2 separate regions of the Homo sapiens genome follow, and region 2 is linked to region 1. Evidence: read pairs that join two places in POLR2A ChIA-PET (ENCODE). Cell type or tissue: CD4-positive, alpha-beta T cell. All regions are shown on one strand. Each heading gives the region's core, and the rest is flanking DNA. Links, peaks and the distances in the headings are about the cores only. Region 1 overlaps SEPTIN9 (septin 9). Region 2 overlaps SEPTIN9 (septin 9).

Region 1 (5,365 bases), core at 182-5,181:
GAAGGGGCAGGTCAGTGAGTTCTTCTTGGACCTGCCATTTCTTAAATTCCTTCAGCTGAAAATATTTACTATGCCAAGGCACTGTATCTTGGAGTGTGCGTTCCAAGCCCTGTTGCCTTCAACTGATCGGGTGAGGCCCACCCCCATCAGAGCACACAGTCTGCTTTACCCAGGCTCCTGATTGCACCCTTTTCCTGTTTGCCCCGAGAATACTCACCAGCAGTGCTTGTGGCTGCAGCGTTCACCCCAAGATAAATTTGCCGGGAAGTATCTTGCTTTTATTATTATTTTCACATCACTCTAGTATATCGACTTTGGAAACAAAAGACATCATTCTGTTTATAGCATTCCATTTTTAGTAGTGGTATTTCCTTTAAAAAAAAATGGTAATTCTCAGCTGGGTGTGGTGGCTCATGCCTGTAATCCTAGCACTTGGGAAAGCTGAGGCAGGCTGATCACCTGAGGCCAGGAGTTGGAGACCAGCCTGGCCAACATGGTGAAATCCCATCTCTACTAAAAATACAAAAATTAGCCAGGCGTGGTGGTAGGCACCTGTAATCCCAGCTACTTGGGAGGCCGAGGCCGGAGAATTGCTTGAACCCGGGAGGCAGAGGTTGCAGTGAGCCGAGATCGCGCCATTGCATTCCAGCCTGGACGACAGAGCAAGATTCCATCTCAAAAAATAAATAAATAAATAAAATTTAAAAAAAAATAGTAATTCTCGATCGCTGAAAATGTCAAATCCTAGAGAACACAGCATTCCTACAAGTGATGTTAACATTGTTCTTGATCAGTTGTTGGCTGAAGATTCATTTGATGAATCTGATTTTTCCAGAATAGACGACTCAGATGACTCTGTTGTTTTGCTTAGAAATAACTGCAGGAACAATTTAAAAAATTTTTTTTCTTTTTAATTTTTTTGTTTTTTGAGACGGACTCTCTCTGTTGCCCAGGCTGGAGTGCAGTGGCACGATCTCGGCTTACTGCAACCTCTGCCTCCTGGGTTCAAGTGATTCTCCAGTCTTAGCCTCCTGAGTTTAGCTGGGATTACAAGGTGCCTGCCACCACACGTGGCTAATTTTTTGTATTTTTAGTAGAGACGGTGTTTCACCAGGTTGACCAGGCTAGTCTCGAACCCCTGACCTCAAATAATTGGCCCATGTCGGCTTCCCAAAGCGCTGGGATTACAGGCGTGAGCCACCACGCCTGGCCAGTTTTTATATTTAATTTTCACACAGAGCATCCAGTCAGATTTGCTTCAGCCTCAAAGAGCGTGTTTATGTAAAATTAAGTGAGTGCTGGCAGTGAGCTGAACTTTCTAAAAGGTAAAAGGGTTAAATATTAAACTCATCCAAAAACACCTTCACAGACACACTCAGAATAATGTTTGACCGGTTACCTAGGTGCCCCATAGCCCAGTCCAGTTGACACAGAAATTTTTTTTTTTTTTTTTGAGACGGAGTCTCGCTCTGTCGCCCAGGCTGGAGTGCAGTGGCGCGATCTTGGCTCACTGCAAGCTTCGCCTCCCAGGTTCACGCCATTCTCCTGCCTCAGCCTCCCGAGTAGCTGGGACTACAGGTGCCCACCACCACACCCGGCTAATTTTTTTTTTTGTATTTTTAGTAGAGATGGGGTTTCACCGTGGTCTCAATCTCCTGACCTCGTGATCCACCCGCCTCAGCCTCCCAAAGTGCTGGGATTACAGGCATGAGCCACTGCGCCCGGCTGACACAGGAAATTAACCATCACAGTTACACAGCCATCGCCATTAATCCCAGCACATTTCATCATCCCCAAAAGAGACCCTGCCCCCATTAGCCAATCCCCATTCCCAACTCCGGGCTCTCAGCCCCTAGCCACCGCTCATCTGCCTTCGTCTCTATGAATTCACCTGTTCTAGATAGTTTGTATAAGTGGAATCGTACAGTATGTGGCCTTGGTGTCTGGCTCCTTTCACTTGGTAGAATATTTTCAAGGCTCATCCACATTGTAGCAGGTGCTGGTGCTTCATTCTTTTTCATGGCCGAATAATATTCCATCGTGGATAGACCACACTGTGTATCTCTTCATCTGCTGATGGACATTTGGGTTGTTTCTGCTTTTTGGCATAATTCTGTTGTGAAGAATTCTGCAGTGAGTGCTGGTCTACAGGTTTTTGTGTGAACATGTTTTCATTTCTCTTGGGTAATTGCAAGATCATGTGGTTTAGCCAACCAGCCTTTAAGCCATGTGTCTGCTGAGGGACCCAGGCCTGGTGGGGGTGCATTGCTGTGCTTGGCCAGCCAGGTGCTGCGAGTCCGTGTCGCAGCCATTTCTCTGTGCTGTGCTCTGAGGTTGTCTCGCCGGCACCGGGCACTGTGAGCCCCAGGAGGCCAAAGCCCCCTTTGTTTTATCTTGAGTCCAGGCCTCGCTCCATGAACTAGGATGAATGGACATTGAATCAACGCAGGGATGGGTGGGGCTGGGGTGGGGACGCAGAGTGACCCCGGGGGCCTGCAGCTGGGTCCTGGCTGCTGACTTCCAGTTTCCTTTGCCTGTTGGAGCCCAGAACAAGTCAGAAAGGGGAAATGCAAAGTTCGAGTGTCTTTTCTGTGGTAGACTGGCAGGCCTGGGTGGGTGAGCCACTTGCAGCTAGTTGCAGCGTGAGAGAGGAAGTGGGAGGGGAGGGAGAGGGTGAGTTTGGTGTAACTCACCCCTGGAAGGAGGCTGGGCTGAGGCTGGGGGAAGTGACTTTTATTTTTCTGAGAGGATTCTTCCCTGGGGCCAACTTCAAACCAAGGGAGACAAGACCTTCCTGGGGGAGGCTGGAAGTGCTGGGGCCCCCAGGTGGGCAGGTCTCCCAGGGCCAACGTCTTGGGGAAGCTATAAGTTACCATGTTTCTGGACTGTCACACACACACACACACACACACACACACACACACACACACACACACACACACGAGTAAACTGTAACACAAATGTGTGCCCATGAAAGTGCCCACTTTAAACCACCACACAGCCTGTAAAGCGAAGGCCCTGGCCCGCATCTGGGCACCCACTGCCCAGCCAGCCGGTAGGCAGTTTGCACTGTAGTCTGTTACCATCCCTCAGAGATGCAGCCGAGGAGCCCAGCTGGCTTGGAGGGCCCAGTGGGCGCAGCCTCAGGAAAGTGGTCAGGCCCGGGCCAGGCCCCTTCCCCCTCCCAGCCTTGGGAGAAATTACCATATGAATGTAGCTCCTTCCCGGAGTTCGGGCTGGAAGGGCCTGGGAGGGGACAGGCTCCCACCCCAGGAGCTTCCAGGTTCCGGCTGCTGCCTGTGTTAGCTGCGTGAGCGTGAGCGAGCCAGGGGTCACTACTGGGTGGAAGGAAGAAGCGGGCATTTCTTCCAGGAGGTCACCGTTGGAGTCCCACAGTAGGTCAACCCCAGGCCCTGGGTCCTCGGGAGGAGGAGAAAGAAGAGAAGCAGGAGGTGTGGAGGGTAGGCCAGGACCAGAAGGCACACAGGGTCGGGGCAGTGTGGGAGACCCTGGGGGCTCCCTCATTTAACCAGCTAACATCACAGCGTTCATAAGAACACGCTATTACTGCAGTTTTATTACTTTGCTCTGATTTCAGAAGGCACAACTGATGACTTTAGGGAACGGAGAATCTGAGGAAGGCCTCGCAGGAGAGGGTCAGATGCGATCGAGTAAATGTGAGCCGTCTGTAAACTGTAGAGTGCACGCACAGCACCGGTCAGCCCTGGGGTCAGTGTTCCCCTGGTGCTCAGCTCGGCCTCTGCACCTTTTAGTGCTCGGCTGGGCTCTGTGGGGGTCAGGGCTGGGTCTGGTACATTAGAGGACTTCTACCAAGCCCCTGGCAGTGTCTCAGTTACTAAATCCAGTTTGCCAGTTACTAAATCCGCTCTGCCGGTTCCCGAATCACTCTTCCGCTGGGGCCGGCCATGTCACGTCAGGCTTTTCATGCAGGACGGCAGATGGATAGACGCTGGGACCAAGTCATCCTTGGGCCGCGAGACGTCTGACCTTCTGCTGGTGTCTCAGAAGATGCTAGCTCTCCGTGGCATGTCTTCCACGCGGTGCTTGGGGACCAGTGGCCTCTAAGGGGCCCCCCTGCCTCAGCGTGGGGAGTGGCCTGGCCAAGGTCTCAGTGTCTGGTTGGAGCCAGGCATAGGCTCAGGTGTACTGGCTGGAGGCCTCCTGCCCATGGGCTCTGCCTGTCCTGTGTCCCTGGTCCTTACTGTGTCTTCTGTGTTCCTGGGAGAGACCCCAGGGGCCCTGAGCCCAGCACTGGGGTTGGGGAGTGGGCGGGGAAGAGGGTGGGGATTAGGGTCCCTGGCTGCAGAACAGCCAGGCCCCAAGTCCCCACTCCACTCCCCTCCCACCGGGCGCCTCATCCCACACTGACCATTTCCTGAAGAAAATTTCCTGAACCGGCCTCCCACCCCGGCTGTCCCAGGAAGCCCATCCATCCTTCCGCCTTAATGCTTTGTGGCTCCAGAAGGATGGTGGAAGCCGGAAATCATGAGTCTCATTCACAGGCGGCCACACACCGAAGCCGCGGAGACGCCGTGGGAAAGGACTCTGGCCAGCGCGGCCGGCACAGAGGGAGCGGTGTTACCGGGGTAGACGGGAACCGTGGCTGCCCCCATGCTGGTCTGGGAGAGACGAGGGGCCGGACGAAAGGACAGCAGACTGGCCATTCATTCATTTATTCATTCACTCATTCACAGCGTCTTACTGGGTGCTTCGGACGTGTAAGGTTTTGTGGGTAGTGAATGCGACAGACCCCAGACAGCAATCGGAGGGCCACGTGTGTAAGAACTGAGGGACCTAGGCTGGGCGTGGTGTCTCAAGCCTGTAATCTCAGCACTTTGGGAGGCAGAGGCGGGCGGATTACGAGGTCAGGAGATCGAGACCATCCTGGCTAACACGGTGAAACCCCGTTTCTACTAAAAATATAAAAAATTAGCCGGGCGTGGTGGCGGGCGCCTGTAATCCCAGCTACTCAGGAGGCTGAGGCAGGAGAATGGCGTGAACCCGGGAGGCAGAGCTTGCAGTGAGCCCAGATAGTGCCACTGCACTCCAGCCTGGGCGACAGAGTGAGACTCCATCTCAAAAAAAACAAAACAAAACAAAACAAAACAAAAACTGAGGAACCCAGTGTAGATGAGCTATCCCGGGAAAACAAGTGGGAGTTCTAGGAACAGCATGGGGAAGGGATGGTCCCGGCAGGGAGGACCTCTGTGGGTAGCCTTGTTGGAAGAGCTGAAAGGCAGCCAGAGAGGCTGTGCGTGGATGGAAGCTGAAGAGTAGGTTAGGGGCGTGTGTTTTGTTAACAAAGACTTCAAGCATTTACTGACCAGGCACAACACTATGTGCT
Region 2 (5,365 bases), core at 261-5,260, 150 kb before region 1:
TCTCGGCTCACTGCAACCTCTGCCTCCTGGGTTCAAGCGATTCTTCTGCCTCAGCCTCCTCAGTAGCCAGGATTACAGGCACCCGCCACCATGTCTGGCTAATTTTTTTTGTATTTTTAGTAGACACAGGGTTTCACCATGTTGGTCAGGCTGGTCTCATACCCCTGACCTCAGGTGATCCACCTGCCTTGGCCTCCCAAAGTGCTGGGATTATAGGTGTGAGCCACCGCATCCGGCCTGGTCTCCTCTTGCATACGGTCATCAGCATCGTGTGACTGAGCAGCCTAGGTCTGTCTCCTCTTGAATGCCGTCATCAGCATCACATCCTTGGTGCCTCACTGGAGTCAGTGGCTGCCCTGCCTGTGCCCACAACGTGACGGCGTGGAGACTTATCCGTGTAGATCCACGAAGCCTTGGTTCACTTATTTTGGCAGCTAGCGAGTGTTCCTCTGTGTGGGGAGGCAGAGTTTGCCCGTCCCGTGGCCCACTGGTGACATCGCCGAAGGTCTTCTCTGTTACTAGTGCTGCCGGGAACGTGTGTTTCCCCAGGTGGATTTGGCTGGGCTGTGGAGATGCGCTTCTCAGCCCTTCTAGATGTTACCACCACGCCCTCCCGAGTGGCCTTCTGGTAGGCTCTCCCATGTTCGCTCATTTTCTGTGCCTCAGGCAGCCGCCTCTCTGACTGAGCGTCCAGCGGACTTTTGCCCTGTTTCCCACGGTGCACGGAGCATTTCATCTCAGTGGTGCCTGAGCTTCCCTCCCTCTGGCCCTCAGACCCCGGCTGGGATCCTTGGAGCCAACTCCTCTGCCTGACATCCCGTGTCGCTAGGTCCTGCTCTTCCATCTTCCAATACCTCTGGGGTGTGTGGCCTTTTCCCCAGTGCCCCCATCATCCCTTCTGTCCTAGGTTGAACCGTGTCCCCCACAAACTCATGTCCACCAAAAACCTCAGAATGTGACCTGGGAGTTGGAGATGGGGTCTTTGCAGATGTAAGTAGTTAAGGATCTTGAGATGAGGTCATTCTGGATTAGGGTGGGCCCTAAATCCAACAACTGGTGTCCTTAAAAGAAGCAGAGAGGCCACAGACACACCGGGGAGAGCCACGTGAAGGCAGGAGCAGATGATGGAGTGACGCAGCCCCAGGCCAGGGAGCGTCTGGGAAGAGGCAAGGAAGGACCCCCCCCCCACCCCACCCCAGAGCCTCCCTAGGGAGTGTGGCCTTGCTGACACCTTGATTTTGGACCTCTGGCCTCCAGCATGGGAGAGAACCCGCTTCCATTTTTTCAAGCCCCACAGCTGTGGTCCATTATGGCAGCCACAGGACACTGATGCACCTCCCACCTGGCCGCTGTGGATGGACGACCCCGCCCGCAGGAAGTCTCCCTCAAGCACTGCAGGTGTCTCTGCCCTCACAGGGGACGCCTGCACAAGTAGGTGTGAAAAAAGGGCCCTGTGGGGGCAAGGCCTGGGCTGGTGCTCGCTGCCTCCCTTCATCCTATGCTAGTTCCCATGCCTCTTCCGGCAGGAGTGCCTGGCTCCACCTGGTGAATCAGAGCCAAACTCTCCTGACAATTGGCTGTCACTTATTTAACTGCCACCATCCCCAGGAGACAGAAAATGCCAGAAGGGTGGGGCCTGTGCAGTGCCTCCTCGCTATTTCCCCAGGGCACCGTGCCACGTTGCCTCAATGCACAGAGTAGCTGCTCAAAGTGTGTCGGACGAACAGGTGCCCCATGCCCAGCCATGCAGACAAAAGTGTGCCACGTGGAGGGAGCTGGTCGTGGAAGAGACCACCAGCATCTTGGCTGCCCGAGGACCTTGCCCCTGGGCTCTTGCAGGCACCCCTAGTTCATTACTTCCTCTCTCACCCATAGCTACCCACTCTTCCTCTATTTCTCTGATATCAGCCTTGCCACCCACCCAGGTTTGCAAGCAGGAAATCTCAGAGTTGACCTTGACCTCTGCCTCCCCAGCACCCCCAGGTCTCAACAGGCTGCCAAGATCTCATCAACTCGCCCTCTGCATACTGACCCTTGGACAGGCTGCCCCGGTCACGGTCATGTCTTGGTTGGGCCTCCATCATCCCTCCTTGGACCAGCAGGTGCCATCCTCCCCACCCCTGCCCTGCTGTGGCTCCTTCCCCTCCACGGCCAACATTTAGAGGACGATTACCACTTCCCTCCCTGTGTGCTGGGGACCGGGTGATAGGATCCCTCCACCCGATCATTTCCATTAGACCTGGGCCGGGTCTTCTTACTCATAGAGCCCTTAGTTTCCGCCCCCAAAGCCTCGAGGGTGGATTCGTGCTGCCGCCCAGCCTGGCCCTGATACCGCTTTCCAGCCTGGAGCCCCCTGCTTCTGCGCTCCTGGCTCTGAGTGCTCGGGCCCCCCCTGGATGGGTTGCCACTTGTCCTCTGGAAAGCAGGGCTTCCATGCTCCTGGACCTCCTAGCTGACTCAGTGACTTTGGGCCATCTTGTCACACCCCTTCTATCAGCTTGGCCTTGGTTATTTCTGTGTCCTCCATAGCCTCGGACCAGAGCCACGGCGGGATGCTTTCCTGGTGCGTGGCAGGCAGTCAGGAAATATTGCTGGACTGACCTTGATAGGAGATGCTTGGGAGAATTGCCCAAAAAACTAGCTTAAAATGCAAATATTGGCCTTCTTTTGCGTTGGCTAAAGAGTAGCATTTCTCCGTTTGCCTCCCGGGTAAGAAATTGATGGCGAATGCAATGTCTCTAGGGAGGAGAAGAAGGTGACAAAAAGGGTCTGTATAACGGGGCACACGCTAGGCATTTGTGACTATTTAAGTTTAAATTATAACATAAATGCGAAACTCTTTGCCTTGGTAGCCCTTCCACATTGCAAGCGTTCACTGCCACATGTGGCTGCCATATTGACTACGGCAGATACAGAACATTGACATCATTGCGGAGAGTTCTATGGGGGGGCGCTGGTTTAGATCATCTTCACGTTGGATCCACAAATTCATTGTTTATCCAGTGAACGGTTACTGGGCACCTACTGAGCAAGCAGGATGAAAGACACCCGCTCTCGGGGGAGTCTTCCGTTGGCTGCAGAGAAGCTTAAACTCAGGGGACCTGGGGCAAACTCTGCAAGGGCCCTTGGCCTCTGCACCCCCAGACCTCCCTCGCTCTGCAGGGGCAGTCGGGGGCCCCCTCTAGGAATGGAGCGCCAGCTCCAGCTCCTGTCAGGCTACAGCCCAGATGGTTGGCTGAGCACGAGCATGTGAGAGTGGAATTGGGCCCAACCGGGCTGCTTCTCCCCGTTGTCTTGGTTTCCTTCCACGCTGACCTGGAAGGACTCCTAAAGCAACAGGCCTGCCCAGGCGGTTTGCACCAGTAAACCCTGCAGCGGCCCCAAGGGCAGAGATAGCTGGATTGTATTTATTTAGGAACAGCCAAAGTCTGAGGCACAATAAAAAGTGGAGAAAGATTCCAGAGAGGAATGCAGCTGGCCTCAGCCTGGGAATCCGTCTTGCTTGGGAGGCTGTAGGCGGGCCAGGCTGGGGCCAGCCTGGAGGGTCTTGGCTGGCTCTGCTGGCAGGTACAGTAGCAGGGTCAGCAGGAGGGAGTCCAGGACGGAGCTCCTTCATTTTTAATTCAGGGAAGCAAACTTCAGTGGTTGAGTCTGAGGATGAGCAGGAAATGAATGGAAAAGTCTTTTTTTTTTCTTTTTTCTTTCTAGGCAGGGTCTTTCTCTGTCCCCCAGGCTGGAGTGCAGTGGCACAATTATAGCTCACTGCAGCCTCAACCTGCCAGGCTCAAGGGATCCTCCTGCCTTAGCCTCCTAAGTAGCTGGGACTACAGTTGTGCGCCACCATGACTGGCTAATTCTTAAAAGAAATGTTTTCAGGCTAGGCATGGTGACCCATGCCTGTAATCCCAGTACTTTTGGAGCCGAGGTGGGAGGATCACTTGAGCTCAGGTGCTCCAGACCAGCCTGGGCAACATGACGAGACCCCGTCTTGACTAAAAATACAAAAAGTTAGCTGGGCGTGGTGGTACAGCCCTGTAGTTCCAGCTACCCGGGAAGCTGAGGCTGCAGTGAGTTGTGATCACGTCACTGTCCTCCAGCCTGGGCAAAGGGAGTAAGGCCCTGTTTCAAAAAAAAAAATTTTTTTTTTTTTTGAGGTGGAGTCTTGCTCTGTTGCCCAGGCTGGAGTGCAGTGGCATGATCTTGGCTCACTGCAATCTCTGCCTCCCAGGTTCAAGTGATTCTCCTGCCTCAGCCTCCCAAGTAGCTGGGATTACAGGCATGAGCCACTGTGCCTGGACTTTTTTTTTTTTTTTTTTTTTTTGTAGAGATGGGATTTCTCTATGTTGCCCAGGCTGGTCTTGAACTCTTGGCCTCAAGTGATCCTCCCACTTTGGCCTCCCAAAGTGTTGGAATTACAGGTGTGAGCCACCACACCCAGCAGGAAAAGTCACTTTTTAAAGCGAGAGGTTGTGCGTCCTCTATAGCTTGGCGCTCATCAGCATGGAGGATTTACTGGAACGTGTGTTAGGTGAGGGGACATGGAAGATGGCAGCAAATCCGAGCCCAGAGCATCAGAAAGCATGCTTTCAGCCAAAGATGCGTTCTCTCCACCTCCGCGCAGCACCCTTCCCCAGTGTGTACTCCTGGAGCAAGGTGGGGCCGATCCTACGAAGACCCTTTCCCGAAGGCCCCTGCTGCCCACATCAGTGTCACCTGGACCGCCTGCTCCCTTTTCTGGATGGCTGGACCAGCCCCAGGGCCTCCTGGCCTGGTGTGGGGAGCACAGTCCACCCTGGGGAATGCCTGGTATGTGTCCCCTCCCCACTGGGTACCAGGGGATGAAGCTGTGCTTCGTGGAAGGGGACAGAGGCGCTGGTGCCCAGGATGGTGCACCTGGGGCGGCTGAACTGGACCTGGCTCCTACTGGGCCCCTGTGGAGCCCAGATTGTTGTGAGAAGGGGTGGGGAAAGGCAGGTGATCCGCACCTTTCACTTTTGTTTCACATGGGAACAGGGGCTTATCCTGCACACATATTCAGTTTGGAGTATGAATTTCCATGAAGAGGAAAATCTCTATTAGGCTCTGATGTCAGGATTGTCCGTGAGGGCCGGGCCGTGTTCTGGGGCAAGGACAGGAGTGGAGGGGGCAACCAGGGAAGGCTTCCTAATGGAGGAGGCATTTGATAGCATCTTGAAAAAGAAGCAGTTCCTAGGCCAAGCCAGAGACTGAAGAATGACCACCTAACTTCTTTTTTTTTTTTTTGAGATGGAATCTCGCGCTGTCGCCCAGGCTGGAGTGCAGTGGCGTGATCTAGGCTCACTGCAACCTCCACCTCCCAGGTTCAAGCAATTCTCCTGCCTCAGCC

The links. ChIA-PET counts read pairs that join two places held together with the same protein. Peaks named below come from ENCODE experiments on the same cell type or tissue, not always from the same donor. Only the 100,000 strongest peaks of a DNase experiment are listed, where the experiment ranks them.
Region 2: POLR2A ChIA-PET joins it to region 1 with 5 read pairs; 18 of 35 experiments call an interaction of 5 or more read pairs at or near these places.

The regions. Positions count from the first base shown.
Region 1 is chr17:77,463,166-77,468,530 of GRCh38, forward strand. All of the region lies in intron 3 of SEPTIN9 (septin 9), which reads left to right. Among named protein-coding and RNA genes, the nearest start is that of MIR4316, 69 kb to the left of the region's middle. RefSeq lists enhancers at 2,100-2,159, 2,760-2,889, 2,841-3,592, 3,593-4,345. In CD4-positive, alpha-beta T cell, for the core only: no CTCF peak of the experiment used is centred there; DNase peaks (open chromatin) are centred at 2,266 and 2,646; H3K4me3 peaks cover 1,481 bases; H3K27ac peaks cover 2,736 bases.
Region 2 is chr17:77,310,044-77,315,408 of GRCh38, forward strand. All of the region lies in intron 2 of SEPTIN9 (septin 9), which reads left to right. Among named protein-coding and RNA genes, the nearest start is that of SEPTIN9-DT, 31 kb to the left of the region's middle. RefSeq lists enhancers at 18-519, 4,310-5,145. In CD4-positive, alpha-beta T cell, for the core only: no CTCF peak of the experiment used is centred there; no DNase peak of the experiment used is centred there.